Regions from separate parts of the Homo sapiens genome. Here region 1 is linked to region 2. Evidence: chromatin loops called from intact Hi-C (ENCODE). Cell type or tissue: PC-3. All regions are shown on one strand. Links, peaks and the distances in the headings refer to the core of each region. The heading gives the core; the rest is flanking DNA. Region 1 overlaps PARP9 (poly(ADP-ribose) polymerase family member 9). Region 2 overlaps KPNA1 (karyopherin subunit alpha 1).

Evidence for each region. A loop is a pair of places that touch in the nucleus more often than their neighbours do. Peaks named below come from ENCODE experiments on the same cell type or tissue, not always from the same donor. Only the 100,000 strongest peaks of a DNase experiment are listed, where the experiment ranks them.
Region 1: a loop joins it to region 2, with 6 times the contacts of the local background. A loop is called at or near these places in 3 of 110 quality-filtered maps.

The regions. Positions count from the first base shown.
Region 1 is chr3:122,529,306-122,546,449 of GRCh38, reverse strand. It overlaps PARP9 (poly(ADP-ribose) polymerase family member 9), which reads left to right. Exons shown (of 11, transcript NM_001146105.2): 7 at 961-1,018; 8 at 5,598-5,978; 9 at 9,377-9,516; 10 at 10,108-10,282. It overlaps LOC105374071 (a long non-coding RNA gene), which reads right to left. Exons shown (of 5, transcript XR_001740869.2): 4 at 15,231-15,326. Among named protein-coding and RNA genes, the nearest start is that of KPNA1, 23 kb to the right of the region's middle. RefSeq lists a silencer at 12,274-12,568. In PC-3, for the core only: no CTCF peak of the experiment used is centred there; a DNase peak (open chromatin) is centred at 12,369; H3K27ac peaks cover 1,649 bases.
Region 2 is chr3:122,449,817-122,465,304 of GRCh38, reverse strand. KPNA1 (karyopherin subunit alpha 1) reads left to right here. Exons shown (of 14, transcript NM_002264.4): 4 at 1,264-1,363; 5 at 3,987-4,081; 6 at 11,304-11,435; 7 at 13,241-13,329; 8 at 13,672-13,771. Among named protein-coding and RNA genes, the nearest start is that of WDR5B-DT, 41 kb to the right of the region's middle. In PC-3, for the core only: a CTCF peak has its summit at 6,129 (motif pointing left); a DNase peak (open chromatin) is centred at 6,084.

The DNA of each region.
Region 1 (17,144 bases), core at 8,572-16,571, 75 kb before region 2:
TTGCCTATAGTTGGGAAAAATCATCTAACGCAAGCCTACTTTATAAAGTGTTGCGTATCTCATGTAACTTATTGAATACAGTGTTTACTCTTGTGATCACGTGGCTGACTGAGAGCTTGGCTTGCTGCCGCCGCCCAGCATCATGAAAGAGCATCTTACTACATGTCAACAGCCTGGGAAAAGCTCAAGATTAAAAATTCCAAGTACAGTTTCCACTGAATGTATATCACTTCTGCACCATCAATAAAGCCTAAAAGTCCTAAATCAAACCATTGTAAGTCAGGACCATCTATATTGCCAATTGTATCTACTTTGAACAAGGAAGACAGTGAATACCATGGCTCCAAAAGCTAAGTGAGATGTGTTATTTCTAATAGACATTATGTTAATGGATCTGTGTTGCAATATGCACAAATCTTTGTCTATAGACTTTCATATAATAACAATTACAATAGCTACCATGTACTTAATGTTTACTACAAGCCAGGAACAATTTTAAGCACTCTATAGGAATTAACTTACATAAAACAGATTATTTTATTATTCAATTTACAGACCAAGTTTGGTGTGTATACCATTTTTAAATGAATTTGTGTTTTATTAGTTACCTATAGTTTTCTTCTTCAGTGACATATCCACAGCTTTAGTTTAGCACAAGCAGGGCATTAAAATCTGTTGAATGAATGCACGGTTATATTTTGTCTCGGAATGTATAGTCTTCTTTATTTATACCAGATTTTGATTTCATCTCCATTTTTCCTATGCTTATTCTTTCCGTGTTCTAATAGACTGAGGTCCTCTTCTCTGGGACTTTCCTAAAGGCTGCTTTAGATTTGTGGTAGTAGGAATGGGACTGACAGAGTGGATGAAGTCAAGTGCTGTGTGTGCAGAGAGGGAGACTTTGATGACAATGGCTATCAGCCCTGCTTATGACTCTCTGCTCTGTTTTGCTTCTTGTAGGCTTTCAGTTCTGAAATGGCAAAGAGGTCCAAGATGCTGAGTTTGAACAATTACAGTGGTGAGTAAGAAATTCACAGGCCAATAAGTAGGGTCGCCCACCATTGGCTCATTCTATTCTTGATCATCTGAACTAACGGAGGGGAGAAGAAGAATAAATAAGCCAAAGGTATTGCATTGTGGTCCTGCTTGGATACCTGCCTACTCTCTACCCTGATCATGATTCTTTTCTTGCTTGGTCCAGTTTCATGATATGAACAGAGGAAGGTTGAGTTGCAGTGGATAATCCAAGATGTGGGTGGTTGATTCATAAATAGATATCTATAATTTTTTCCCAAGGAAAAGTTCTGGCTTCCATAAACTGGCATTCAGTCACTCTTTCTGCTCTGAACATCTAAATAGGGTTACTTATTGTAATTATGGAAAACACATCTCAGTAATGCCAGATAAATGGGTTAACTCAGTGTTACTCAAACCCAAGTAATCACTGGGATCATGATGGAAACTTTAAAAAACAAACAAACGCAAAACCCCCAAAATATGTATTTGTCCCAACTCTACAGATGCTGATTCAGGGACTCTGGGTCTGGGCCAAGCATATCTATTTTGAATGCTCCCTAGTCAATTTTGATGCCGAGCATATTTTCTTTTCTTTTTGAGACAAGTTCTGACTCTGTCACTCTGGTTGGAGTGCAGTGGCGTGATCTCAGCTCACTGCATCCTCTGCTTCACAGGCTCAAGCCATCCTCCCACCTAAGTCTCCCAAGTAGCTTGGACTACAGGCACATGCCACCACACCCAGCTAATTTATTTTATTATTTTATTTAATTTTTTTTTTGGTAGAGACGGGGTTTCGCCATGTTGCCCAGACTGGTCTTAAACTCCTGGGCTCAAGTGATCTGCCTGCCTCCACCTCCGAAAATGTTGGGATTACAGGCATATAACATCATTCTTTTAGTGGAGTTTGGGTGGACTGAGATGGAATGTTCAGTGGCCTGGCAGTGCTGTAAGTAAGGAAGGAGAGCATTAACAGTTCTGGCCTGGAACTGTGCCTTTTATGATCCTGTTTATTTATCTGTATAATGATGATAATAACAGACATTGTGAGGATAATAGATTATGTATGTAAAAGTGTTCTATAAATTGAAAGCATTAAACAAATGCCAGGCAATAAATAATGACTGGGAAGATAGACAAACTCCCCAGTTAGCTAAGGGGAGAAAGGGATTCCTTTTGACTGGAAAAGATCAAGAATGGCTTCATGAATGAGATGGTTCTAAGCTGGGCTTTGAGCATGGCAAGATTTCCAATGTCCAGAGAGGGTAGGGTGGGGCATCCAAGGTAGAGAAAACCCACAGGAGCAAAGAAATCCAGTGCATGTTTGGGGAACCACAGGGAATCCATGGTGGGTACATAAGAGGAGTTTTAGGTGAGGATAACATAAAAAAGGAACATAAAAAGGTCTGTATGTCATTAATCTGAATAATGGCGGCAAATGTCACCATTTAATTCAGTAATTCTTGCGGACATCTGTAAAGGAATTATATAGCACAGGACAATAATTAACATGGAGATGATTAATCAAGGGACATGGCGGCTCAAGCCTGTAATCCCAGCACTTTGGGAGGCCAGGGCAGGTGGATCACTTGAGGTCAGGAGTTCGAGACCAGCCTGGGCAAGATGTTAAAACCCATCTCTACAAAAAATACAAAAATTAGCCAGGTGTGGTGGTGCATACCTATAGTCCCAGCTACTTGGGAGGCTGAGATGGGAGGATCACCTAAGCCCGGGGAGGTCAAGGCTGCAGTGAGCCATGATTGTGCCACTGCACTCCAACCTGGGTGACAAATAAACAAAATGATTAATGATGATGATCTCAGATTATCAAGGAAAGGTTAAATAAACTATTTAGGAAGGGCCGGGCACCGTGGCTTACGCCTGTAATCCCAGCACTTTGGGAGGCTGAGGCAGGCGGATCACCTGAGGTCGGGAGTTCGAGACCAGCCTGACTAACATGGAGAAATCCCATCTCTGCTAAAAATACAAAATTAGCCGGGCATGGTGGCACATGTCTGTAATCCCAGCTACTCGGGAGGCTGAGGCAGGAGAATCGCTTAAACGTGGGAGGTGGAGATTGCAGTGAGCCAAGATTGCGCCATTGCACTCCAGCCTGAGCAACAAGAGGGAAACTGTCTCAAAAAAAAACAAAAAACAAACAAACAAACAAAAAACTATTTAGGAAGGCAGAGAGGTGGTACGTTATCATTAGAAATATTTAATTCAGCCGGGCACGGTGGCTCATGCCTGTAATCCCAGCACTTTGGGAGGCCGAGGCAAGTGGATCACCTGAGGTCAGGAGTTCGAGACCAGTTTGGCCAACATGGTGAAACCTTATCTCTACTAAAAATACAAAAAAGAATTAGCCAGGCATGGTGGCGTGTGCCTGTAATCCCAACTACTCAGGAGGCTGAGGCAGGAGAATCGCTTGAACCCAGGAGGCGGAGGTTGCAGTGAGCTGAGATTGTGCCACTGCACTCCAGCTTGGGCAACGGAGGGAGACTTGGTCTCAAAAAAATAAATAGATAACTCAGAGTTAAAATTCAGTGTATTTTGGTGCTAGAAGAGTTATCCTTTAGTGATCCGAACAATTTACTTATCTAGAAGAATAGTGCTCGCTTTGCCAACACATATACTAAAGTTAGAATAATAATTATTGGCCGGGTGCAGTGGCTCACGCCTGTAATCCCAGCACTTTGGGAGGCCAAGGCGAGCAGATCATGAGGTCAGGAGTTCAAGACCAGCCTGGCCAACATGGTGAAACCCCATCTCTACTAAAAGTACAAAAATTAGCCGGGTGTGGTGGTGGGCGCCTGTAATCCCAGCTACTCGGGAGGCTGCAGCAGGAGAATCGTCTGAACCCAGGAGGCGGAGGCTGCAGTGAGCCGAGATTGCGCCACTACACTCCAGCCTGGGCGACAGCCTGGTGTGAACCCGGGAGGCGGAGCTTGCAGTGAGCCAAGATTGCACCACTGCACTCCAGCCTGGGCAACAGAGCGAGACTCTGTCTCAAAAAAAAAATTAGTATTATTATTATTATGATTATTGGCCAGGCATGCTGACTCATGCCTGTAGTCCCAGTGCTTTGGGAGGCCAAGGTGGGTGTATTGCTTGAGGCCAGGAGGTCAAGACCAGCATAGTGACACCCTGTCTCTAAAAAAAAAAAAAAAAAAAAAAAGTAGTAGTAGAAGGAGGAGGAGGAGAAGAAAGGGGTAGGGGGAGGGAGAGGAGAAAGGAAGAAGAGGAAGAAGAAGAAGAAAAAGAAGTTTCTCTTGATAATAATGGATAAATGCAATATCACTATGCATTGTTTTTATTTTCTCCTAAAAAATAATATAATCTCCTAGACAGAACAAGGGTTTTAAAAAAAGTATGCCTCCAATATAAAACCTGGGTTACTTCTTACTGTTGTCTAAAACCTTGGCTTTTGTCTTTTTTATCTTTACTCAGAGGAAGGCCATCCTCCCCATCTTACTTCTAGGTCTGTCCTTATACTTCTTTTGTAGCTCCTGTACCACACAACTGAGATCTCAGGAGAAAGATGAGAATTTCCACTGCTATTCAGATATTACTCACTGGGAGGCATATGTGGGAGCACTGGAGTCAGATGCCCATACCTACTAGCTTCATGGCCACCACTAACTAGTCCTATAGCCATGGGCAAGTTACTTAATGACTCTGTGAATCAGTTTCCTTGTTGGTGAGATGGGACAACTACTAGTATCTTTCTCATAAGGTTGTGAGGAATCCTGAGTAGTGGAATTACAGGTATTTCTTCTTTCCATTATATGTCGATAATTTCCCAATTTTTAAATAATAAACATGTATTATTCTTAAAATCAGAGATTCATGTTTGTTTTTTAAAAAATAATTTTGACTCTTCAAGCTCTGTGTCTTTCAGAGATGTTTGATTTTAAAACTAGTAGCAAGAGGTTAAGGAAAATCCTATTCAGCAGGAAATAATACTTAGTTAACATCCAGGGTGAGATCACAAGGTGAACTCATCTGTGAACTGCCAAATGCAACATAGCAGAGGCAAGAGACGATAAAGCTAATCCATTACAAGCTAAACTCTGTGTTCCCAAGGAGGCTGTAAACGATACAGGTTGATTTCCTTCATACCCAATGCAGCTTTCAGAGATAGGTACTTAATTGAAGCTGCTACTGCTGACAGTGGTGACAATATCATAGGGGTAAAACACTGGCCATGGTGTTTTGTTCTGCACTGTTTTAAAACCCACTAGTCGGCCGGGCACGTTGGCTCACGCCTGTAATCCTGGCACTGTGGGAGGCCGAGGCAGGCAGATCACGAGGTCGGGAGATTGAGACCATCCCGGCTAACACGGTGAAACCCCGTCTCGACTAAAAATACAAAAAATTAGCCGGGCTTGGTGGCGGGCGCCTGTAGTCCCAGCTACTCGGGAGGCTGAGGCAGGAGAATGGCGTGAACCCGGGAGGCGGAGCTTGCAGTGAGCTGAGATCGCAGCACTGCACTCCAGCTTGTGAGACAGAGCGAGACTCCATCTCAAAAAAAAAACAAAAAACTGCTAGTCTTCCATGGTTGCTTATTATAGTCATTTCAGTCCCCCAGTCAACCAGAGAGGAGAAAAGAGAAAATGGGCTTGAAGCTAGATCTCCTGCCATCAATCTGATGGGATTCAACGTGGAAGAGATGTATGAGGCCCACGCATGGATCCAAAGAATCCTGAGTCTCCAGAACCACCACATCATTGAGAATAATCATATTCTGTACCTTGGGAGAAAGGAACATGACATTTTGTCTCAGCTTCAGAAAACTTCAAGTGTCTCCATCACAGAAATTATCAGCCCAGGAAGGACAGAGTTAGAGATTGAAGGAGCCCGGGCTGACCTCATTGAGGTGGTTATGAACATTGAAGATATGCTTTGTAAAGTACAGGAGGAAATGGCAAGGAAAAAGGAGCGAGGCCTTTGGCGCTCGTTAGGTGAGTAACTTTCTATCAAATTAGAAAGTAAATTCTCCCCATTGTTTCTTCTTTTGGGTGTGAGCGTGTATGTATGGATGTGGGTAAGAGACAGAAGGAGAGAGGAGGGATCAAACATTCTGGTTCTTTGTTAGATCATAAGCCTTTGTGAGCTATTTTTTTGCTCTCTTTTGACAATCAGGGTTATTTGTGAACACATACACAAACACAATTTTATTTACTTGTAATAACCTTGATTGTCTAAGAGGCAATTACATGGAATTTTGGCAGTGGTAAAACTCAAGCCCAAGCCATGGGGAAAAGTATACATTTCTAATTCTTCAGATGCAGCACTCAAGTGTAGACACATTCCATCTGATTAACTTATTTCTTTTATCAAGTTTTATTGTATTTATTTGTCACTGACAGCATTAGGAACGCTAAAATTACTTACCTTGAGCCCTCTCGCCAATGAAGTTATACATTGGTAATGTGAGGTACACTCAAGTATCTCCCATTCAGCGGGACTAAACTCATCAGGATACACGTGGGAATTTGGATCTGGAGAGATCCTTTTAACAGAGCCCTAGAGCTAACTAGGAAATTATACTATTGAAATGCCATCTCGGGGCTGGGCACGGTGGCTCACGCCTGTAATCCCGGCACTTTGGGAGGCCGAGGTGGGCGCATCACCTGAGGTTGGGAGTTCAAGACCAATCTGACCAACATGGAGAAACTCTGTCTCTACTAAAAATACAAAAAAAATTAGCCAGGCATGGTGGCCCATGCTTGTAATCCCAGCTACTCAGGAGGCTGAGGCAGGAGAATCACTTGAACCCAGGAGGCAGAGGTTGCAGTGAACCAAGATCGAACCATTGCACTCCAGCCTGGGCAACAAAAGCGAAACTCTGTCTCAAAAAAAAAAGAAAGAAAGAAAGAAAGAAAGAAAGAAAGAAAGAAAGAAAGAAAGAAAGAAAGAAAGAAATGCCATCTTGGGAGATAGAGATAGAGATAGATATAGATATCATTCAACTAATGCATATTGCACCCATGACGTGCCAAGCATTGTGCTAGGTGCAAGGACTACAGCAATAAACAAGATAGACATTGTTCCTGCTCAAAGTCTAATGGGGGACCTTGACGAGCACACAGATTAGTGATGATAGAGGAGAGCGAAAAGTGCTCTGGGAGCACTGCGGAGAGGCACCTAACCCAGACTTGGGAAGTCAGGGAAGGGCTTATCACAGGTGTCATAAATGGAGAACTGGATAATAGGTAGAAGTCAGGCAAAGAAAGAAAACGTCAAGAAATAAGATTGTCGCAAGGCCTGGATTATGCAAGACCTTATAAATCACGTGAAAGAGTACAGAGAGTTTCTTGAAACAAATAGGGAACCTTAAAGAATTTTAAGCAAAGTTAACATCAGACTTGTGTTTTTAGAAAGATCATTGGTTATAATGTGGAGAATGGATTTAGTAAGAGGTACAAAAATTCAGAGGCAAAATTTCAAAGGACACCTTATTTTCACCATGTGTTTGTAAAAATAATGCAGGAATAAATGATTAGAGTGAGCGAGAGTTCGCCATAAATGTTGTATTTACATCCCACAGAAAACACAGTGGCAAAAAAAAAAACATGGATAAAAAGAATACACAAGCATAAGAACCAAGATTATGATTTTCGCTTAGTTTTTGAAACAGTGAATGTAGGTATTGAAACTGACACCAGTGCCAGCTTAGGGGAACAGGATACAAAGAAACATGGATCTCCTATAAAACTTGTGGCATTATTTTGTTAGAGTGTGTGTGTGTGTGTGTGTGTGTGTGTGTGTGTGGCATTGCTTTAAATTAACTGAAATCATAAGGTGGGCCAATGCTCCCAGCTATTGACAATTTTGAGTCATATAAGTCTCTTGCTCTGCCGCACGATGGCACTTTTGGTAGTTGAGGACTAAGCATATTATTCCATAGAAGCCTTAGAGGTTCAGGCAAACCTGCCCTGTCTTAATCAGATTAAGATCTTCATTAACAAAATGGATAATTTTGAGATGAGTTATCATTATAAGGAATATCAAATATCCATCAGAACAATAATTTTATTTTTTAAATCAAAGTTAGGCATGGCCTCTCTTTTATGCCACTCTTAATCCTTCCTGGTAGGCATTTCCAACGGCAGAAGTTTGTGATCTTTGGGTCCCCAGTGCCCAGCCCAGTGCCTGACATGTAGGAGGAGCTTGGCAAATGTTTGTTGAACTCAAGTAAACTGAACTCTAATATTACACCTTATAAATATGAGCTATTGCTCCCCAAAGTTAATTTACAGTCTTCTGTTGTAGTTTCTGGGCTTTGCAACTCCTCTGCTATGGAGTTTTGTCCCTCCTACTTTCTCAGATTTACAACTTGGCTCTCTAGTGAGTTCCCCTCAATTCGTCACCTGCTTTTTGTGGTTAAATTGAGCCCATTCAATTAGATAATGAACCAGGGATTAGGTCATTTTAGTATACTTGGTCTTAAGTCAAACTAAAAGTAAACCAAGAGAAAACAAGTCTTTTTTGGTTTTCATTTGTCCACCTGTATATTTAGTCCAGTAAGGAGCTCCCTTGGACAAAAACAGGTTGAAAACAAGGATGGGAGGAAAAAAAGGAAGGAAGGAGGAAGGAAGGAAGGAAAGAAGGAAGTAAGGAAGGAAGGAGAGGGAGGGAGGGAAATGGGAGGAGGAGAAAGGAGGAAGGGAGGAAAAACAAGACATCATAGACTCTTAATCTCCAAATTTTGCTCTTCTTCATTGGGTGGTATATGAGTGATACATGTTCCAAGTATTTTGCCTTGTCACTTACAAAAAGCATTGGTGAAAGCCAGGTTTGTAATCTTAGTTCTTTACTTACTAGGTGTGTGATATGGGGCAAGTTACTTATTTGAACTTCAATTTCTTTATTTGTAAAATTGTGTTAATTATTACGTGGTGGTGCTATAATGATCAAATAAGGAAGGAAACTGAAAATTTTGAAGTGTTTTACAAATGTCATGTCATTTCCCATCATTCCTTACTTAATATTTTCTAATGCCTGTCTGTTTTTGCTGATAGGCATTGGGGCTAGAAATAAAAACATTTCCTATGAGCAACACAATTATTTCTCATCATTACAGCATTGATTGTGGAGAAGCAAGTATATATTATGCTCCTTTTACTCACATCCCCTTAGCCTCATGATTCAAATCATCCAAAGACAAATTTATTACCCCTTTATTTTATCCTGACCGCTCGTAGTATTATAGCTCTCCTCGCATGTCCTAAACACATGAGGCACACAATTTAAACTGGCTAATCCCTTCCTCTAAATTTCTAGAATTTGTTTCATTAAATTTCTTTTCTCCTCTCTCAGAGCATTGAAGTAAAGTTTTTGTGTTACTCATTTTTAGGACAGTGGACTATTCAGCAACAAAAAACCCAAGACGAAATGAAAGAAAATATCATATTTCTGAAATGTCCTGTGCCTCCAACTCAAGAGCTTCTAGATCAAAAGAAACAGTTTGAAAAATGTGGTTTGCAGGTTCTAAAGGTATACCTAACAAAGGGGAAGATTTGGCTCATTTTGTTGTTAATTAACTTGTTTCTGTAGCCAAAGGAAAAGCTCACCTGCTGATGATTCTAAGCTGGCTGCTCATGGACTTGGAATCCTAGGTCAGTAAGACTGAAAAGAGAGCAGGGCAGGGCAGGCACGAGGGATATAGTTGGAATCGGGAGGTAGGAATGACATCAGGACACACAGAAGCAAGGATTCCAGATCCAGGAAGCCCGTCTTTGAGCAAAATAAAAGAAGTGGAATAGCATTTATCACACTGTGTTATAATTGTTTACCTATTTTTCTATCTCACTAAACTATGAGCTTAAGAGGGCAGAGACTATGTCTAGGTCAGTGAATTTTTGTTAAAGGAATTTATTAGAGAAGGGGCAGGGAATTTTGAAGAACGAATCAAAATAGGAGAGGATTAGAGGGAGGAGAGACTCTTTTGCAACTTTCTATGAAAAGCGAATTGCATGCAAAGTAGTATTATGCACATAAGCTCCTTTATTTTTGAAGCAGTATAGCAGGCAATTTAAAGAGCGGTTCTCTAGCCTCTTTTTCAGTCTTTCTTTTCTATGGTTCTAGGTGGAGAAGATAGACAATGAGGTCCTTATGGCTGCCTTTCAAAGAAAGAAGAAAATGATGGAAGAAAAACTGCACAGGCAACCTGTGAGCCATAGGCTGTTTCAGCAAGTCCCATACCAGTTCTGCAATGTGGTATGCAGAGTTGGCTTTCAAAGAATGTACTCGACACCTTGCGGTAGGTGTCAATGCCTCATCATTGGGGCTACTCTGTGGAATTTGGTGAGCTGACATCAGTAGATTCTTCCACTGATAGCATTTGTTGTTGTGGGGAAGGGATCATTTGTGACTGTGATTTAGAGGTCACAAATGATGACCCAGGTCACAAAGTATTTTGGAAAGAGTGGTATTTTTTACTTTTCCTTCGTATCTTTTGTTGCTGATGCATTTTACATTGATGAAAAGTGTGAGCAGTAAGAACTACGGTTCACTGTTTTTCTCCTTTATGTGTTTCTGTGTCCTATCCGCAGAGAACACGTTGAGGCTTTTTTTTTTTTTTTTTGCCTTACTTATCTCAACAAAATTATTACCAACAGCACTGAACCGTCCTCATCCCTTAATTAAAAGGGCATTTTCCCAAATTTAAGAAAGTTGGTCTTTTCTCTTTCATCCCTTTGTTTCCTATAGCCTGCTAGTGAATGAATTAGGTATCATTTGGCAGGTGAAGTGCATAACATCTTAAGATCCTCTTCATCCATAGGAGTTCTATGTGTAACTCCCATGTCTCTTTTCAGATGTACAAAAACATTGCATATATAATTCTTATATTGCCCCCTCTACTCCTCAGTCACTAATGAAGATTTCTGGCTTTAGTTCTCTCCAAAAGAGGAAAAGAAATTTAGTAAAAATTATGGAGAGATACTTAGCGGGGTGGCTTGATTTTGCTTGGTCTATTAAATATGTGGCTCTTGATCTTTATCTTTCAACATATGTAGCATGATCCTTGCTGAGGAGTCAATTCCAATAGACTTGGTTTCTAGGATGCAAAGGCTCTAGAAATCATCTTTTCTTTGTTCTGGAGAGAACATAGGCAAAACTTGGGGTAAATGTTGAACATAGACAATTACTGGGGATAAAAATAGAGAAATGAATCCCTACCAAGAAGCCTTTTGGGGCAATCAGGAAAGTGATGATCAGTATAGTCCCTTCATTAGCAAAGTCTTAAAAAATCTATAATTTCCATTTGCTCCTAAAGCTGGCTTCTCTGCAATCCCCACCCACTACTTCTACTTAAATTACTTTCATTAAGATCATCGCTGTGCTCTTACTTTCCAAATCTAGTGAGTATTCTCTTTTCAGTCCTGTGACAGACTCTGCTACTTGCCTACCCAACATCTATACACATCTTTCTTACTAAAACATCTAAGACACCCACTATCCTCCCAAGGAATATGGTCCCAAGGTCTTAGCCAGACTCATCATCAGCTCAAGTTCAGGCAGTTCTCTCTTTATTTATTTATTTATTTTTCTGAGACGGAGTCTTGCTCTGTCACTCAGGCTGGAGTGCAGTGGCACCATCTTGGCTCACTGCAACCTCCGCCTCCGAGATTCAAACAGTTCTCCTGCCTCAGCCTCCCAGGTAGCTGGGATTACAGGCATGTGCCACCACGTGCAGTTAATTTTTGTATTTTTTTTAGTAGAGACGAGGTTTCATCATGTTGGCCAGGCTGATCTCCAGCTACTCGTGATCCGTCCACCTCAGCCTCCCAAAGTGTTGGGCTTACAGGTATGAGCCACCATGCCCAGCAGGCAGTTCTCTCTTAAAGCTTAAAGGCAAGATACTGCCCCCAACATACTCATTATATAGTGATATAAAAAGGAGCGGGAAAACTGCAATGAAAACTCTCATGTTGAAAGGGGAGAAGCAAAACACACAACAGCCACTGGCTCACACCACTTATCTACATGCTGCCGAACAGGTATAGAGAGGACTCCCTATTCCATGTTGTAAAACCTTTATTTTGCACTCTGGGAAAATCTTCCTTATATATTGTGGCCCTTGGCTATTTCCAGGTTCATTGCCTATCAGGGAGCCATGGATTTTCTCACAGGCTAGAATGTGCTCAGGCTGTTGCAACCAGGCTTGTGGTTTCTTCAGCAATACAGTTCCTTTAAAAATTCAGTGGGCACGAGGCCTAATTTCTTCTGGTTAAGTTTATGTCTTTATAACCTAACCACAGATCTTGTCTCCATATAGTCTTTCAACTCAAGATTTTGGTCTCTTACCTGCTGTCTGTGTGCTCTGCCCTTCTCCCTATCCCTTAGCTTAACAGCCACTGCCTTGAGGCAATTCAGACATGACTCATAATGTGACCTGCACCAATTGACTCATCTCTGTAGGCTAGAGAGAACTCTTAACAGAAGGTGCCAGACAAGCCCAGGAGACACCAATCTTGCTACCACTGAAGCTGTTGTTATTTGGAGTACAAAAGCTCTTAGCTTTTTCAGCCGTGCAATATTCCAAATTATAGGACTCTCAGTCAATTTAGATGGCCACCCACAGGCAAAGGAGACAGAACTTCTGTTAACAAACCTTTATTTTCTTTTTTCTATTTATGTTTGCATTCCAACCAGTTCTGAATAAATCTCTTGCTTGTAGGACTTGGTTGAGTGCAGCAAGAAGGCATCTACACATGCAGTTTCTTACTGGGTTGATTCATTTGTTCCACAGGTATTTATTAAGCACATTCTATGAATCAGGCCCTGTGCTAGGGGTACTAGAAATAGAGTGTAAATAAAAAACCATAGAGTTCTTGCCCTTACAATTTATAATCTCACGAGTTCACCTGTTGCCCATTCTTTATCTTCTCTCTTTTTTCCTCTACGATGTCCCCCTTGGTGATGGCACCTGTTCCCATGGCCTCAACTCCTACCTCAATGATGACGACTTAGGAATTTCTAACTCTTAACTCCCTACCTCTCTCCTGACCTGCAGGTTCATATGTCTCACTCTCTTTTTGACATCTTTACCCAGATGTCCCATAGGTAACTCAAATTGATCCCTTTTCTTGGTCATGATTTTCCCTAAGAAATATGCCCTTTGTTTGCTGATTCTCCCTAACCTGGTTAGTATCATCACCATCTACCTACCAGGTTTCCTAAGGCTGAAACATTATCATCCTCCATTCCTCCTTTTCCCTCACCCTTATACCCAGGCATTCACCCAGTCCTAGTGATTCACTCTCATGAAGATCTCAGCCCAGTTTCACCTCTCTATTCCTACTGCCTTAGTTAATCTTCCTTCAGACCTAGACTATTACTAGGTCCTCTCCTTGCCACAAAACACACCCCTACCTAATCTATCCTTTACCACCAGAATTATCACGCTAAAAATTACATTCTTGCTTAATATCTGTATTCCCAGTTGCCTACGGGATAAAAGCCCAAACTCCTTAGCAGAGAATATAAGGCCCTAGCTCCCACATTATTTCAGCAGTCATCACCCACTATGTTCCTCAAGACTGCAGCCATTAACTTTTTAGAGTTCCCTAAACATGCTGTTTACTTTCATGCCTCTATCCCGTTGTCTGTGGAATGACTTCCCTCCTTGCCCTTTTCAGTGCTACAAACCCCTATTCTTTAAGACATAGTACAAATGGCATCTCCTGGTTGGCATCTTTCCTGCAGGCCTACAGGCCTAGTAAGTATCTTCCTCCTCTGTGCTCCTGCATACCTCCATTCCTTTGTTATGACATCTATAACTTTAATAAGTACTAAAATCTGTAGTCCTACAAAACTCAGGCATAGAACTCATTTCCTTTATGGCTCTATAATGGAACTTTACCCAACTCTCACGTTCCCCATGACCACAGATGTGGAAAATTTGAATCTTGACAGTTCAAGGTGAACTCAGTCATTTTCAGAGTTTTCATAGTCCCTTCAAGATTGAAACTCAGTTCCTGCAATGTTTGCCCCTTTTCTCCTCTTTTGTCTATGCTGGGAGAGGCATTGTGGGGAGGGTTGTCTGGCTTATGGCTCCCATTGTCCTCTGCTTGATAAACCACCTGAGCTTTGGTCATTAGCAGTCTCCTGTGCCTTTCACACTCAGGTAGTGTCTGCACAGGCCACTCTATGTCTTTTCCATGCTGAAGAAATTCCTTTCCAGGCCATGTCTGTGTTCCTCCTGCCACACAGGAAATTTTTGAGCATGTTCATCCTCCAAGCTGAATGCAGGGTCTTGGGTAGTGGTCCTCACCTGCTCCAGAGACTTCTCCAGCCATTGCCACTCTCCACTCAGGTGATGAAGCTGGATGAGGGACTGCACCCACCAGAGTCAGGCCAGGGTCCTGTCTGCTCTGTGAGTCCCTCCAATTGTTCTTATTCCGAGATTTCCATTGTTCTGCCCCCTCTTGACTCCCAGGGCTCTCAAGGGAGTGGGGGTAGTGAAGGGAGCCCTTTCCCAAGCTCCCCCAAGAGCTCTAGTCACATCACTTCTGATACTTCTTTTCCCACCAGCTGGAAGAAAGAACTTTCATTTGTCTTGAAATGAGAAAAATGTTCTTAGAATATTTTGTATTACTCTCTGCTCTGTCATTTATGGTAAACAAAATAAAATAATAAAAAAAAACAACCCATGCTCTGAATCCTTCTGGTTTTTAGCTTTTGGTTCAAAAAGCCCTTTTCCTCTCAGAAAAGCTAACTCTGAAAGCCAGAATTTCAAGACCATACTCTCTTCTGTGAATTAAAAATAATTACATATATATATATGTACTTGTAAACACAAACATATAGATACATACAATTATATACATACAGTTATACGGGGTTTCACCATGTTGGCCAGGCTGGTCTCGAACTCCTGACCTCGTGATCCACCCGCCTCGGCCTCCCGAAGTGCTGGGATTACAGATGTGAGCCACTGCACCCAGCAGGCAGTTCTCAAAAAACTATACATATATTTATATATAGACTTTGTTCTCATCTTTATCCTTTTCGCCCTTAATAAGAAGTAGCAAGGACTCAATAGGTGGAAGAACAAAGAGCAAGAAGAAACTCCCGGGAAAGAAAATCTTTGATTTTTATCTCAAAATATTACCTTGCCACATAAATTGTACTATATTTTATCTGTTTACATGATGAGACTTCCCTTTGTGAAATGTTGAGAATAGGGATCATATCTTACTCACTTTTAAATTTCCAGAGCTGCACTGTTCAATATTGTAGCCGCTAGCTACATGCGGCTATTGAGCACTTGAAATGTGGCCGGTCTAAATTGAAAGATGCTGTAAGTATAAAATACACACCGGATTTCAAAGACCTACTACAAAAGAATGTAAAATATCTAATACTTTTCAAAATATAGATTACATGTTAAAATAACATCTTGAATGGCTTAAATAAAAATGTTAATTTCACCTTTTTTAAAAAAATGTTTTAAAATGTGGCTACTAGAGTAGCTGGGAATCCAGGTGAGTGGCACAATACCTGACTAATTTTTTTATTTTTGGTAGAGATTGGGTCTCACTGTGTTGCCCAGGCTAGTCTCAAACTCCTGACCTCCACCAATCCTCCTGCCTTGGCCTCCCAAAGTGCTGGGATTACAGACATGAGCCACTCAGCCTGGAAGTTTTAAACGACATGTGTGACTCATAGTACGTTTCTGTTGTTTAGTTCTGCTCTTGAGCCTAAAAGTGTTTGGTTACATCCCACATAAAGAAAGAGAGGGAAGAAATGAAAAAAGGAAAGGAAGGAAGGATAATATGGCATCAAAGAAGGTATAATTTTTTTCCCTCTAAGTGAGGTCAGAAAGGGCAGTGAACAGGGATTACTTCGAGATCCAGAATTTGGCCCTCAGCCTCCTGAGTGTTTTTAATACCCCAAAGAAGATAATACAGATCACAGGCAATGTGTCAGAATGGAGAGTACTCATTTCTAGTGGTGGGAATAGGGCATATCTTCCTTAGTATCACAGTCCCCAGAGTGCTTGATGGGTGGAAAGTTGCCCGGTGAGCATGGACCTAGATAACATGCACGTGGAGATTCTTCATGAGGTATTGTGCCAACCCATGGAGAGTACACAATACCCTCCTGGTGACTAGAATGCCTCTGTCCTTCCAAATCCAGGAGTGCTTTTCCTAAACAATGAAGTATGCACACTGTCATTTTATATACTCCACATTCCCCTTGACATATTTTTCTTTTTCTTTCCTTTTTTTTTTTTTTTTTTTTTGAGACAGGGCCTTGCTTTGTCACCCAGGTTGGAGTGCAGTGGCACGATCACAGCTCACTGCAACCTCAACCTCCTGAGTTCAATCAGTCCTCCCACCTCAGCCTCCTGAGTAGCTATGATTACAGGTGTGCACCACCATGCCTGGTTAATTTTTGTATTCTTTGTGGGGATAGGGTTTTGCCATGTTGCCCATACTGGGCTTAAGCGATCCACCCACTTTGGCCTCCCAAAGTGCTGGGATTACAGGTGTGTACCACCGGGCCCAGATGACATATTTTTCTTGTAATGCTGTTCATGAGGTTAGGAGGCACTCCGTCTTCTCTTATTAGATGCTATTTTCAAACCATCTTCTTGAGAGTTCTGGAAATATCCCTATTTGTAGCATGTAGAAGTCAGACAATGTTCTTTTTTTTTTTTTTTTTTGGGACGGAGTCTCGCTGTGTTGCCCAGGCTGGAGTGCAGTGGCGCAACCTCGGCTCACTGCAAGCTCCGCCTCCCGGGTTCATGCCATTCTCCTGCCTCAGCCCCCGGAGTAGCTGGGACTACAGGCGCCCCCAACTGCGCCCGGCTAATTTTTTTGTATTTTTTTTAGTAGAGACGGGGTTTCACCGTGTTAGCCAGGATGGTGTCCATCTCCTGACCTCGTGATCAGCCCGCCTCGGCCTACCAAAGTGCTGGGATTACAGGCGTGAGCCACCGCGCCCGGCCGAAGTCAGACAATGTTCTAAGGGAAACAGAACCTTCCTTTTGTTATGCTCTGTCAGCTACTTAGTTGATAATACTGACTTGAATCTAAGTTCTTTGAATCTCAGATCTTTGTCTTTTACGTGGAGTTACTACCCAAATCACAGATAATTTAATCTAATCAATG
Region 2 (15,488 bases), core at 2,345-10,344:
TATTAAGTGTACTTTTTACTTAATATTTTCAACTTATGATGGGATTAGTGGGGCATAACCCCATTCATTGTAAGTTGAGGCACATCTTTACTAACTCCTTCTGCGGAAGAGGATGCAAAATCTTTGGGTGATGTTCACTCCTGTCCTTGATAGCCTGTGACTTAAATATTATAATGTAAAGTTAACAATACTTAAATAGTGTAATGTAAAGTCAGTACAGCTTGCTATAAGAGGATGAGAGAGGGAAGAAAAAGATATTTGCTTAATGTGTGTATATATATATATGAATGTGTTTATGCAAACATATTCATAACAAATCATATAGAAACCTTGATTTAGGAATCAGTCTTGCAATTTTGAAAATAGTTACTTTTCTGATTCTTGAGTAGAATGCGTCATATATTCCCCTATGAGGATTCTTAGGTATTGCTTACCAGTCATCTAGCATTTACAGCTTAGTGCAGCTTTCTTCACAATTCATCTTGTTGACTGCTACCCTTCATGAAATAAGAACTTTGTTTCTTTCTGACAAATGACCCTGAGAAGAAAATTAACTGCTAATACTGGGGATGAGTTATGGTGGGAAATGGAAACATTCTAATAAAGCAAGAAGGTAGTGGGAAACTGGAAAGTTTTAATAAAACAAGAAAGAAATTTTAAATAAGTTTAAGAGTCAGCTGTTGAATTTGGCAGTGGCTGGATTTATACAGGACCACTCTATTTACTCACTCAATAAGTATTGCAGAGCATTTACAGTACACCAGCCCTTAGTGATAGAGTAAGACAGACAGGGTCTTGGGCTTACAAGGAAGTTACAGTATACTGGAGGAACACAGAAAAATATCTGGGAGTGTAATAAGGGCTGGGGCATACGATTGAAATATGGTGCTGTGATAGAGATAAAGTGGCTACTTTAGGCTTGGAGGTCTTGAAAAGCCATCTTTTAAAACTTAACATTTAATTTTGATAAGAAAGAATAGCCAGCTATGTGATGAGCAAGGAGGGGAAGAGCAATAAGCTCCTTGTCTTATTTACTAGTAAGATCACTTTCTACTGTGAGCTTTTTAATGATAGACAAAGAATTTGGCTTCATTATATTATTAATAATCTTACACGTTTCTATATGTAAAGATTGTCCTACCTTTATGTAACTTCTGGGGAAGTATGATTAACTTAATAACTTGGCCATGATATCTGTTATCTTTCTTTCCTTTGAATTAAGGGTGATAATTTATTATATGTTCTTTTTGTTTGTGATCGCAGGGTGGTGTCATCACTTCTGACATGATTGAAATGATATTTTCCAAAAGCCCAGAGCAACAGCTTTCAGCAACACAGAAATTCAGGAAGCTGCTTTCAAAAGGTGAGCTATGAATATGTTCAGTATATTTTTTCATCTCTCTACAAAATTACTTTCCCATAGTCTGTTTTTCATACCACAGGTAATTTGTGTTGGAGTATTTTTATCAATAAAAGAATAAAAATACAGACATATATGTAATTGTGAACCATGCCTAAATTTTAAGTTTCCTATTTATTTGTGGGATCTCACCAGGATCAGAAAACAGAATTATTTTCATTTTTGGGTTATTTTATAAAAGACTTTATAGTGAATAGTAGTCAGTATCATGTTAATTCAAATTGAGAGACTGACTTTTTTTTATAGAGTGACTTTAAAAATACTCCTTGAAAGAGTTATGATTGTTGATTTTAATGTTAGCAATTTACCACTGAAAGTTAGGAATGCATTTACTGGTGGGCAGGGTGATTACCTTTTTTTTTTTTTTTAAAGACGGCTCTGTTGCCAGTCTGGAGTGCAGGCTGGGCGCGATCTTGGCTCACTGCAACCTCCGACTCCCTGGTTCAAGCGATTTTCCTGCCTCAGTCTCCCGAGTAGCTGGGATTACAGTTACACGCCACCACCCCCAGCTAATTTTTGTATTTTTTTTTTTTTTTTGAGATGGAGTCTCACTCTGTCGCCCAGGCTGGAGTACAGTGGCGCTATCTCGGCTCACTGCAAGCGCCGCCTCCCGGGTTCACGCCATTCTCCTGCCTCAGCCTCCCAAGTAGTTGGGACTACAGGCGCTCGCCACCGTGCCCAGCTAATTTTTTGTATTTTTAGTAGAGACGGTGTTTCACTGTGTTAGCCAGGATCTCGATCTCCTGACCTTGTGATCCTCCTGCCTCGGCCTCCCAAAGTGCTGGGATTACAGGCGTGAGCCACTGCGCCCGGCCTTTTTTGTATTTTTAGTAGAGATAGGATTTCACCATGTTGGCCAGGATGATCTCGATATCCTATCATGATCCGTCTGCCTCTGCCTCCCAAAATACTGGGATTACAGGCATGAGCCACCGCACCCGGCTGGTAAGTACTTTTTTTGATATAATTAGTGTAGAATGGAATCTGATACTTGTTATCAACCTGGGCAAGTAAAAAGAATTCTGAACCCGATTATAACGTTGGTAGTAAATACTTAAACCCCCCAGTATTAAGTTATGGTTGTTTAGAGTCATTAGTGATTTAAAAAAATTTAATATATCCCTTGAGGTTAAGTGGAATAAAAAACTACTACTATGACAAAAAAATATTGTCTTTTGCAGACCGCTTATTAAAAATATTTGAAGGAAATGTACACTTCCTCACCCCTTTTAAAAAAGTCTTATCTCTTTCAACATGCTAAGCTTAATGGTTTTCTTCTGTAATGTGCTTTTTTTTTTTTTTAAGGGCTTTCACCATTCTGCTACCTTCCTGCATGTATTCTGGTTTGCCAGCATACCTCTTAAAAATGTGATAACTAGAATCCAATATTTCAGATGTGTTGTTATTAATGTAGGGTATGGTGAGAGGTTACCTTCTTTGCCCTAAGAGTGTCTATTTTGATAATGTAGTCCAAGGTAGCTAGTTATTTTGATAGTCATGGCATAGTAATATTTTATTGAATTTTCAGCAAACTAAACTCCCTAGTGCTTTTGTTCACGAACTGTTGTTAGGTTTTGTTTGTGAAGTCATGTAGATTTTTAAAAATTGCCATTTAAAAAACTTAGATGCTGAACTTTGCTTTATTTCTGTTTTTTTTTGTTGTTGTTGTTGCCTATTCTGACTTATTGTTCTTTTTCTGTGTTATTTCTGTAACTCAGCATATTAACTAGTTTATTGTAATCATCAAATTTGTTTTTTTGTGCTTACCTGCGTGGTTAATATAAATGTTCAACCAGGTAAATGACATGTCATTAGAGTCCTTTCCAAATGAACATTGAACCATTAGTCACCTCTTTCAGTAAGGCCATCGACTTGGGTAAGAATCTCCCTAGTAGTATTGTGATCTAATTGCCATTTTTCTGGCATTGCCACACGCATATTGTCAGTAACTTTGTCAGTCTCTGGCTGAAGTTATTAATCTGATTGTCTATGACATTTCCCTCCTATTTGCCTTATAAGTTTTTATTGAGTGACATCATTTATAGGATACTGTATTATCATGAATGAAAGTGAGACTAAGTTGGCAAGTCAATCTTCGTGAATTCTTGCTAGCTCCTACAGGTACAAAATTAAATTCTGCAGGCCTATTGAGAATCTTGTAATGCAATTCCTTAAGATGATTTACAACAGACAAGAGCAGTTAGACTTAAAACTCATGTACAGGAAACAGGCTAGAAGGAAGTATACCAGAACACTTAACAATGGTCTTTTGAGGGGTTTTTTGCCCCCTGCTTTTTAGGTTTTCTAAAAAGTGGAGGCAGTAATTTAATTTTTAAGAATTTTTCCCATCCTTTATTCTCATATTGAGACTTGTCTTCATTGTGAAACATTTCAGACTACCCTGTCCTCAAAGTGATAAACCCAATTTGACATTTCATTTGTTTTAGGTAGATTTCCAGCATGAGAGATGGTAAATGGAGGGAGGGATGTTAAGAAGTTTTGAGCTGTTAAGTTCTTGCATTGAAATCAAAGGATTTTTTTTTTCTTTTATTTTATGGGGAAACAGAACCTAACCCTCCTATTGATGAAGTTATCAGCACACCAGGAGTAGTGGCCAGGTTTGTGGAGTTCCTCAAACGAAAAGAGAATTGTACACTGCAGGTGCGAATAATTTTTATTTATTGCCTCATAACTTAATTCCTTTTGAAAATTTTTATTTTGTACACAAATTTGTTACTAATTTTTATCTGTATGAAGAATTAAGTTTGTTTATAATGATATTCCTGACAACTACATTGCAAGCTGCTTTCATAGCTTTGTTAACATGTAGGCCTTCGTTATACTCTTTATTATTATTATAATTTTTAATCATTTAAAATGTTTATGATTGTGGATAATACTTCTCTAATAGGGAAATGTTTACAGCAGAGGAGCCATTACAGCCAGGAACTTATGTGTGGGCTACATAAAATTTGGTGTTGAGGGAGTTTTAGATGATACTTGGTGGCTTTCTCAGGATGGTGTAACATGGGCTAGATCAGAGTCTTATTAATTCCCAAATCTGTTCCTAATTAATTCTTCCTCCACCCCACAAAAAGCCGATAAGGAGATAACTTTGTCAGGAATCTGTGTACTTATTGCTGTGTCAATTTAGGCTTTCAGTACTGTACTATATAAGGGATTCCAAGAGGAAATTTTGTAATCTCTGGATTCAGAATTTTCTTTTTTTTTTTTTTCTTCTTTTTCTTGAGACAGAGTCTTGCTCTGTCGCCCATGCTGGAGTGCAGTGGCAAGATCTCAGCTCACTGCAAATTCCATCTCCCAGATTCAAGTGATTCTCCTGCCTCAGCCTCCCATGAAGCTGGGATTACAGGCAGCCACCACCATATCCAGCTAATTCTTTTATTTTTAGTAGAGATGAGGTTTTGCCATGTTGGCCAGGCTGGTCTCAAACTCCTGACCTCAAGTGATCCACCTGCTTGGCCTCCCAAAGTGCTGGGATTACAGGTGTGAGCCACTGCTCCCAGCCAAGTATTCAATAATTTTCATAAGAAAAGAAACCAACAGTCAGCTGACTCTCATCCTAGAAATTCTAAACTACTATTTTTTTTCCCCCTGGATAAAGTTGGGTTTTTAGAAACTGATGATTTTTTAGTAAACTTCCCTGGAGTAACCAACTGAGTCAGTGCCTTTATTAGTTACAAATACATGTGATCCCTAAATTCTCACCTGTAGGATCTAATCTCAAAGGCTTGGGCCCTGAGACTATGCAGCTATAAAAATTGGTTAGGTACCAAGTTGATCACAAAATGGGATTATCTTTCTAAGTAAATATTTGCCAAAAACTAGTTAATCAAAGATATCCCCCACCCCTTGTGTGCTGTTCTTTACTCTAAGGCTGGAGCCATGTAGACACTGGGGCATTTTTGTTAAGTGATAGCTCCTGTCCCCAGGTTCCTTACTGTCTACACCATTATAGATTATTCATACAACTTGATGATTTGCCTTGATGTTTTCTCTCCTTTCCTCCTATCCCTTCTTTCTCTTTGTTTTACACTCTTTGTTGCGGTGATGAGTTCCTTCCAGAGGAAAAACAAGAAATCCAGAAAAGGTAGAGTACTTCAATGTCACATCAGTTTTTCTTCTCCAGTTTGACACTTACCAGTTCCCATGCTCATTTGAATTAAGGTTCTGTTTTGCTAGCTGCCTCCTGGATTGTAATTCTGGTCCCCATCTAAGGCCAGGATCATCAGACACCTGAAAAATAATCACGTTCACCCTGAGAGCAAGGGAAGAGAGACTTTTCTCAGGATAAAAGGAAATCCAGACAACCAACACTGCAGAGAACAGAGCCTGATCCCCTAAGCAACCTGCCGAGAACCAGAGGGACCAAATGAGGAACCTTACTGCAGTTTATCATTTGAAATGCTTTGTAGGAAGAGGGAGGTAGGGAAAATTATTTTGTTCATGCTGAAAAAAGTGTTTCTTTCCTGTCTCTGGGAATGAGAGTAGATGAGAGATACTGAATTTACTCCTTGATCTGGCGGTTTTTATTAGGTGGTAGTTCTTTTATGCATTAAATATAGATGGTATATAACCTTTCAGATCTAAAATGAAAAAAGTCGGAGAAATGGATCTTTCCCCATCTCTGCATTCCCTTGTACTCCTTAAAAAGTACAAGTACATTCTCCGACAGTGCCCTCTTCTGGCTAAGACATTCTACATCTTTTTTTAATTCATTACTCTGTAATCTTGGAACTTGTATTTTAACACATCTGAAGATGAAAGCCTTCAGAAATCTCTAATTTGCTTCTATGTAAACTCCCAGATTCCACCCTTGTGCAAACTAATAATTAGGCTGAAATATTGCAAAATGATTCCTCCGGAAGTGATAACCTCATGATTTTATGAGGATAGTCTTAGCTGTCCTAACTCTGAGAAATAACCAACTGTTTGTTATCTAAGGGCCATCTCTAGCTTTTTTATGTGCACATTTAAGGACACCATGGTGTTCTCCCTCCACTGTGACTAGTGGGGACCTTTGACCACCTCAGAAGCAAGGGGGCAAATATATCGAGAGAGACCTTAAAGCCAGGAGACTTGATGATCTACCATGCTTTCAAATAATTAGACATGCTCTGGGAAGCTTGGAGGTTACTCCTTCCTCTGCCTTCTTGGAGAGCAGACAGATGTAAGCTATCCCTGATACTCTTACCTGCTTACTAGAACTTGAATAATGCACCTTTGGAATAGGGCTTTTGTCATTTCTCTTCCAGAAGGAGAGTCATGCTATGTGGTGCCAAGAGGAAATTTGATGGCTCAGCTCACTAATAAATCTTGTGGACAAACTTAATTTCTTCATTCCATAGATAAAGAACTGTGAATCCTATTGAAGGGTCTTTTTATGTTCTTTCTGGCTTCCCAAGTCAGTAAGGTACCTCAAACCAGGGAGATAAAAGTGCCTGCTTTGAGCATTGCTACCCAGGTGCTGAAGGTGAACATGGGTGGAATCTAGGATTTTGGAAGCAGACAATGGCTTTTAGCTAAGCGCATTCTCAAGCTCAGTGACATCTAGGTCTCAGATAGACTTGAGCCCTTGTCATGAGACTGGTCTGGTTTATGGCATGGTCTGTGAGCCTACTTTTTTGCTTCTTTGAGTCCAGGCCCAGTATCTTTGTGCTGTCCTTTGCAATGCTGAGATGTGGCATTCCCAAACTTTCTTATAGAAGTTTATAAAAATAGCTAGAAATAAATATATTGCCTTCTATTTCCAAATATTAGACAGATAATCCTTGAAAAGTTGTAAATTTGAATTACATTGGCTTAGTTTCCCCTTTTCTGCCTTTCTTGTCCCCTCTAAAAGCTTAATGTGATAAACTGCAGTAAGCCTTCATCCTCCTGTGTCTTTTCCCATCTTCATTGATCTCTCTGCCTTTCCTGGAAAGTTGCTCAGATGACTCAGGCACTGTTCTCTGCAGAGTTTGCTATCTGGGTTTATTTTTCTGATGTGAGCCTTTCTTTTCACTTGCTCTCCAGGTGAGCCTGGCATTTGCTAGGAACCAGAGTGGAACCGGCAAAGTGGCCAGCAACAGAGTCCTGATCCAAATGGAGAAAGGGAACCAGGCGTACCTCAACCTGGAGTGGGAAACTTGATAGGAGGTCAGAAGTACTTCAGCTTTGGATTCTCATTTTCCTTATTTAAGGAACTGAGCGCCAGAAGGTAGAGACTAAGAAAGGGAAGAGAGAAAACATCAAACCTTCAGTGTGCAGATTTCAGGTGTAGCCTTATTTAGTGAGTTCAGGACAGTGAAAAATAATGAGTGGAATTACAGTTTATAAGTAGTTCCAGCTGCATGATAGCTTGTTTCCTTGTATGATGCCATTCTTGGATATTAAGAATATAGTAGTTTAAAACAACAAAAGAAGTGAAGATTTTATTTGGCCACCATTTGTTACTTCAGGCAATACCATTTCTTAGATTTTTTTTTTTCCCAGGTTAATGATTTCCTGGTAACAGGGTTGCTTACTTTAATTAATTTTTTTGGCTGTTTCTATCATAACTTTATGCATATGTGTTTGCCATCAATTCTAGGCTTTCCCATTTCACAACTATTTCATGTTAAATTCTAATCTAGTACCCAAGGCTGAAACATTTAGAAAAAACAAAAAAATAGATGGCAAATCTCAGTGGAATACAGCTTTAAAGTACAGACTATGATGAAAGGGAAGTTATGTAGTTTAAAGTACATCTAATTTTTTAAAAACATAAATACGTTTAACAGTTACTTCTTCTAACATTAACAGAGGCCTATACTCAGGGAAATTCTGTTTTTTACTCCCTCCTCTCATACATATGTGGATACCTGCATAAACATACATACATATCACACATGTATAGATGGGTGTAGAAAATTTCACAAATACAGCTTGATTAGCTTTCACAAAGTGAAAACAGCAAAGTAATCAGCACCCTGTGTGTGTGTGTTTTATTGCCTTATTAATGCATGAATATGGTTGTATTTTCAGTGGTCCTCTTGTTACAGTTACCCATCTACTTCTATCCCCAATAATAGCAAAACTGTTTTTGATTTTCATTCCTGAATTGCATTGAGAGGTTATCATCATTGTGTACTACTTAGTGATAAGCATAACTGGCATGTTATTCTTTTGCTAAGATGTAATAATTTCTTTTTTTTACCATCTGTATTCAGGCTGTTATTCACTTACTTTTCATTTTCTTAGTCATTGTCACTTGAATTGTTTTGCTTCTCTATTTTATTAACTTGTGTAGCTTCTGGAATTCTCCCTCATTTCCCCTGAGATCTTTGGTGCTAAACTCAAAATAGCAGTTTGAACGCTGGCACCAATTAGAATTCTAAGTAATTTTTTCTCACCAATAACTCTGTACTATATCCCTGTATACCCAGGTTATTATTATAATTTCTTTTGCATCCAAATCTCACTGTAATCTTTTTCTTGTATACAGATGGTATGTATTCTGATCTTATTTTTTTTCCAGATTGCTTTTCCTTAGAGTTTTCATTTATTTGACTTTATGTTTGCAGTATCTGATGACTGTTTATTGAACTTTGAGCCTGCCTTGTGGTGGGACAGTTTGCTTTTATACTTACATCATATGACTCTGGTTTACAAATTAATTTTCCTAGTAAGCAAAAGAAACTACATCTTAGGTGAACTTGTTTTTTCTTTTTTAGTATAAATAATCTGGCATACTGTTATTTAAAATTTCTTGAACTAGATATCCAAACTACAAGCAAATGAAATATTTCTGGGTCAGCATTATGTTTCAGGAAACTATGACTGGGCTTCGTAATGTATTAGATTAGGAGGCTGTAACTTAGTCCTTGTCTTTGACTGTGTAACATTACTCGAGTCATTAGTCAAATTGTTGGATTTTTTTTCAGATAGTTTCCTCATTTGTACACAAGAAAAGCCAGATACTTTACATCTCTGGGTTGTTGTAGGGATCATCTGCGAGTATGTGAATAGTACTTTGAAAATATAAAGTGGCCGGGTGCGGTGGCTCATGCTTGTAATCCCAGCACTTTGGGAGGCCTAGATGGGAGGATGACTTGAGATCAGGAGTTCAAGGCCAGCCTGACAAACATGATGAAACCTCGTCTCTACTAAAAATATAAAAATTAGCCGGGCGTGGTGGCACATGCCTGTAATCCCAGCTACTTGGGAGGCTGAGGCAGGAGAATCACTTGAATCCGGGAGGTGGAGGTTGCAGTGAGCTGAGAACGTGACATTGCACTCCAGCCTGGGCAACAAGACTGAGACTCTGTCTCAAAAAAGAAAAAAAAGAAAATATAAAGTACGGTACAAATGTCAAGTTTTAATTCAGACGTACTGAAAGGGACTGAGTGTTGCTTTCATTAGTAATTTAATCATAGAGATAAATATGGGAAGAATTTTTATTTCATGATATCTGGGGTTTAATCTGTAAGTCCCCAGAATTTTTGTTATAACAAAAAGGGACCAGATACGGGCTCTTTAACCGAAGTACTCCTACTCTGGGCCTCCCTGCTGCTACTAAACCACCTTACCTCACTCATGTATGTCACTTTTATAGTTTTCTTTGGAACATCCATTGGTTATGTGTCTTCTGCTATGAATTTTCTATCACTAACATGGCTTTGAACGTGATTTGATCAGATGGCCCATTTTCCTGTCTTCCTCTATTCCCAAAGATTAATGAATTTAGTTTTCTACCTGACAGCTACCTTTTAGTTAATCTGGAAGCTTAGAAGAATCACAGGTCATTTGATGACGACTTGTTATTTTCTCTGATTTAAAGGACATGCCATGGAATTTTTCTTTTTTTCTGTGTATGTGCTTTATTAAATAGAAGACAGAATGGTGGAAGAAACAACCTGAAATGTAATTAAGAACTCTTAACTAAATAGAAAAGAGTTCATTATTGGATTTCTCAATATTAAGCTAAAGAGTCAAGTTAGTGTTAGAGATATATTTTAGTAATATGCTCTATTTTTTGTTGGCCATAATTTCCTTTATATCTTCTGTTTACCAGTGCTGTAATGCTATATATCAACCTTTAGTCAGTTTACCTTCATTTTTCCCTCCCTATTAAGAATGCCCAAAAAGTCCTATCTCTGTATTTTGGTTTGGAGCTCTCTCATTTATTGGAAGCTCTTATTCTTTGAAGTTGTCATTTCTTTTCATTATGTGCTGTTAACTCCTTTCACCTACTTATCATTTGATACCTTTTGCCTTTTTCACTGTGCCTGTATTTTATGTTTCACACTAACATTCTCCCCCCATTTTACTTTGCCCATTCTACAGAAGTTTTTAAATCTTTTTTATTAGATAACATACATGGTACAGGCTAAAAGGCACATAAAGCTTTCCAGTGAAAAGTATCTTTTTCATCCTTATTCCCTAGTTACCATCACCTTTCTATGCAGGCAACAAGTATTTAGTTTCCTCTAACTCATTCTGAAGATAATCTGTGCAATAAGTAAATTAATGCATATATTCCTTTTTAACGCTTTTAGAAAATATGGTATAATGCCATATTAATGTACACTGTTTGCATTTTGTTTTCATTTATATCTTGGGAGATCATACCATATCAGCATATGTAACACTCTCTCATTCTTTTTATGGTGTCATGTTTACTCTTTCTTGAACTGAAATTTTAGACACCCTGAATATTCTTCTAGGTTGAGGTATTTCTTCTGGATATTCTTCTTTTAAAATTAATATAGTACTCAACTGATAGGTTATGTGCAAATAATGATCTCAGAATCTTTTTTTCATGTACAGAAAATGTTACTGTTATAAGTAAACAAACTTTTACATTCTAAAAAGATAATGAAAATTATTTTTATCTTTATAGTTTGAATCAGCTTGGGTACTGACAAATATTGCTTCAGGAAATTCTCTTCAGACCCGAATTGTGATTCAGGCAGGAGCTGTGCCCATCTTCATAGAGTTGCTCAGCTCAGAGTTTGAAGATGTCCAGGAACAGGTAAAAATGAAACAAAAAGAAGCAGGTGAAAGAAAGTTTTTGGCTGGGCATGTCGCTCACTCCTGTAATCCCAACATTTTGGGAGGCCAAGGTGGGTGGATCACGAGGAGTTCGAGACCAGCCTAGCCAACATGGTGAAATCCCGTCTCTACTAAAAATACAAAAATTAGCCGGGCATGGTGGTACGTGTCTGTAATCCCAGCTACTTGGGAGGCTGAGGCAGGAGAATTGCTTGAACCCGAGAGGTGGAGGTTACAGTGAGCCGAGATCGCGTCATTGCACTCCAGCCTGGGTGACGAGAGCAAGACTTTGTCTCAAAAAAAACAAAACAAACAAAAAAAGAAAAACAAAAAAAACCACAAAATTTCCCAACATAATAAGGGGCTGAGTTTCACCAGTTGGCTTTGGTAATCTATGGATTGTCACAAAGGAGTGTTCTAGAAATTTAGTCTTAACCAAATAGAAAATTTCTTAGTGACTGTAGGCAGAATTTCTCTTAGACACATAAAATAATCTTCCCCTTCCAAACCTGACATTCTTTAAGCCCTGTATATGTACTTTTTTAGACCATGTAAGCAGTTACTGATAGAGGTTTTTTCTTGTAGAAATTTCAAGTGTTGAAAGTAGGCCAGGTGCTGTGGTTCCTGCCTGTAATTCCAGCACTTGGGAGGCTGAAGTGGGCAGCTTGCTTGAGCCCAGGAGCTCGAGACCAGCCAGGGCAACATGGCGAAACCCAGTCTCTACAGAAAATAAAGTAGGTGGGCATGGTGGCACACGCCTGTTGTCCCAGCTGCTTGAGAGGCTGAGGTGGGAGGGTTCACTTGAGCTCCAGGAGGCTGAGGCTGCAGTGAGCCGATATCACACCACCGCACTCCAGCCTCGGTAACAGAGTGAGACCTATCTCAAAAAAAAAGAAAGTGGCTAGTCTTTGCCACTTTTGTGCAGAAAAGTACAGAAAGCAAGTTTCTTTTTGTTCACTGTTTTCTTATGTAAGCAAGAAAATACTCTCTTTCTGTCTCTTTTTTTCTTTCTGTCTTTCTCTCTTTCTGTCTCTCCATCTTTCCGTCTTTCTTTCTCTCCGTCTCTCCATCTCTCCTTCTCTCCGTCTCTCCTTCCCTCTGTCTCTCCTTCCCTCCGTCTCTCCTTCCCTCCTTCCCTCCGTCTCTCCGTCTCTCCCTCCCTCCCTCCTTCCCTCCTTCTCTTGCTTCCTCCCTCCCTCCCTCCCTCCCTCTCTCCTCCCTCCCTCCTTTCCCTCCCTCCCTTCCTTCCTTCCTTCCTTCCTTCCTTCCTTCCTTCCCTCCTTCCCTCCCTCCCTCCCTCCCTCCTTCCCTCCTTCCCTCCTTCCCTCCTTCCCTCCTTCCCTCCTTCCGTCTGTCCCTGTCACCCAGGCTGGAGTGCATTGGCTCAATCTCGGCTCACTGCAACCTTGGCCTGTCAGGTTCAAGCAGTTCTCATGCCTCAGCCTCTCAAGCAGCTGGGATTACAGGCGCCTGCCACCACACCCGGCTAATTTTGTATTTTTAGTAGAGATGGAGTTTCACTGTGTTGCACTCCATACTGGGTGACAGAGCGAGATTCTGTATCAAAAAACAAAAACAAACAAAAATGAATTAGTTCTTTCCTTTAATAAACCGAATACCTTCTGTTTGTTGTACACTTTAGGATATTATTTATCTTCCTCCCCCAATCCTACAACTGTTTCATTTGACTCCCTGATGAACGTGTTATTGTGATATACTGGCATCTGAAAGAATTATGAGGGAATTAAACTATGTAACCTTTATTAATGAATGATTCTTTCACAGGCAGTCTGGGCTCTTGGCAACATTGCTGGAGATAGTACCATGTGCAGGGACTATGTCTTAGACTGCAATATCCTTCCCCCTCTTTTGCAGTAAGTTTCTTCTTCCTTCTTCCTTTTTTTTTCTTTTTGAGAATAAAAATGTAAGAGATTCCTCAGAAAGCATTACATGTTTGGAAATCATTTTGGATTTTCTAGTGTTATTTTTAATTCCAGATATTTTCTTGTTTAGATCATTTCCTCAAGCACCCTATCTTTTTCCATGCCAAAATTCTGAATTCTGAATTACTTGCATCAGAATTAATGAAGTTTTAATGTTCTGGAGAAAAGCTATCTGAAGACATCTCTTTATCAAAAGTATTATTATTTAGTATTTATGTCATCAGATAATCACTGTCTGTTACATAGTTTACCATTGTACCATCGTGCTTTTAGGTTATTTTCAAAGCAAAACCGCCTGACCATGACCCGGAATGCAGTATGGGCTTTGTCTAATCTCTGTAGAGGGAAAAGTCCACCTCCAGAATTTGCAAAGGTAAGGACTATGCTTTTGGGACATTGGCAGAAAAAATACAATTAAAAGAGTATTGCAACCAATGGTAAGGTGAACAGGAAGATAATTTTTGTTAAAATTTAAAATGTTAGAATTTTATCTGTTTTTGGAGAAACAGGGTTGTTGTTGTTTTTGTTGGTTCTCTTTATTATTTAAAAAGCAAATTTAGAGCATAGCTTGAAGGTGCACATTTACGATGGGACTGCAAATAAAGCATAGCATGAAGGAAGAATTTGTAAAGCTTATTGAAATTAGGCTTCATACAATTAGTATACTGTTTAGGAGACTATCCTTTCAGTTCTCTTAAAACAGTGGTTCTCAAAGTGTGGTCTGTGAGTTCTCTGGGAGTCCATGAGATTCTTTTTTTTTTTCCAATAGGTTTTTGGGGAACAGGTGGTGTTTAGGTACATGAGTTACTTGTTTAGTGGTGATTTCTGAGATTTTGGTGCACCCAACACCCAAGCAGTGTACGCTGTACCCAGTGTGTAGTCCTTTATCTCTCACCCACCTCCGACCCTTTCTCCCTGAGTCCCCAAAGTACATTGTATCATTCTTACGCTTTTGCGTCCTCATAGCTTAGCTCCCACTTATGAATGAGAACATCTGATGTTTGGTTTTCCAGTCCTGAGTGACTTTATCTACTTGTTGATTGATGGGCATTTGGGCTGGTTCCATGTGTTTGCAATTGTGAATTGTGCTGCTATAAACCTGCGTATACAAGTATCTTTTTCTTATAATGACCTCTTTTCCTCTGGGTAGATACCCAGGAATGGGACTGGTGCATCAAATGGTAGATATACTTTTAGTTCTTTAAGGAATCTCCACACTGTTTTCCATAGTGGTTATACTGGTTTACATTCCCAGCAACAGTGTAAAAGTGTTCCCTTTTCACCACATTCATGCCAACATCTATTTTTTGTTTTTTGGTTTTTTGAGACGGAGTTTTGCTCTTGTTGCCCAGGCTGAAGTGCAGTGGCGCGGTCTCGGCACACTGCAACCTCTGCCTCCTAGGTTCAAGTGATTCTCCTGCCTCAGCCTCCCGAGTAGCTGGGATTACAGGCGCATACCACCACACCCGGCTAATTTTTGTATTTTTAGTAGAGACGGGGTTTCACCATGTTGGCCAGGTTGGTCTTGAACTCCAGACCTCAGGTGATCCACCCACCTCAGCCTCCCAAAGTGCTGGGATTACAGGCGTGAGCCACCACGCCCAGCTGCATTTTTTAATATGTTTGTTGGCTATTTGTATATCTTCTTTTGAGAATTGTCTGTTCATGTCCTTAGCCCACTTTTTGATGGGATTTTTTTTTCTTGCTGATTTGAATTTCTTGCAGATTCTGGATATTAAAATAAATGGGTATTTTTGTAGTTGTTTTTAATTTGGAATCATTTTTCACTGAACAAAACCTTAGCATTTTTGGTCTTTAACAAAGTATCTAAAATACAGAATTTCCTAGTTTTCACATTTGTGAAAGTTCCTTTACCTGTTTAGTCCACAAAGAATGTGTTTTGATAGGGAGTCTTACTCCAAGAATTGATGTATATAAAACTTTGCTCTCTGAAATTATTTTCCTTGGGCTTTGACTACAGATTAGTGCAAGATCACTGACAACATTGCCAAAGATGGAAATGCCACTTAGGTACTTGCTGCTTCATCTTTAGAAGTGTAAATCACCCTAGAAGTCACCAAGTACATGCC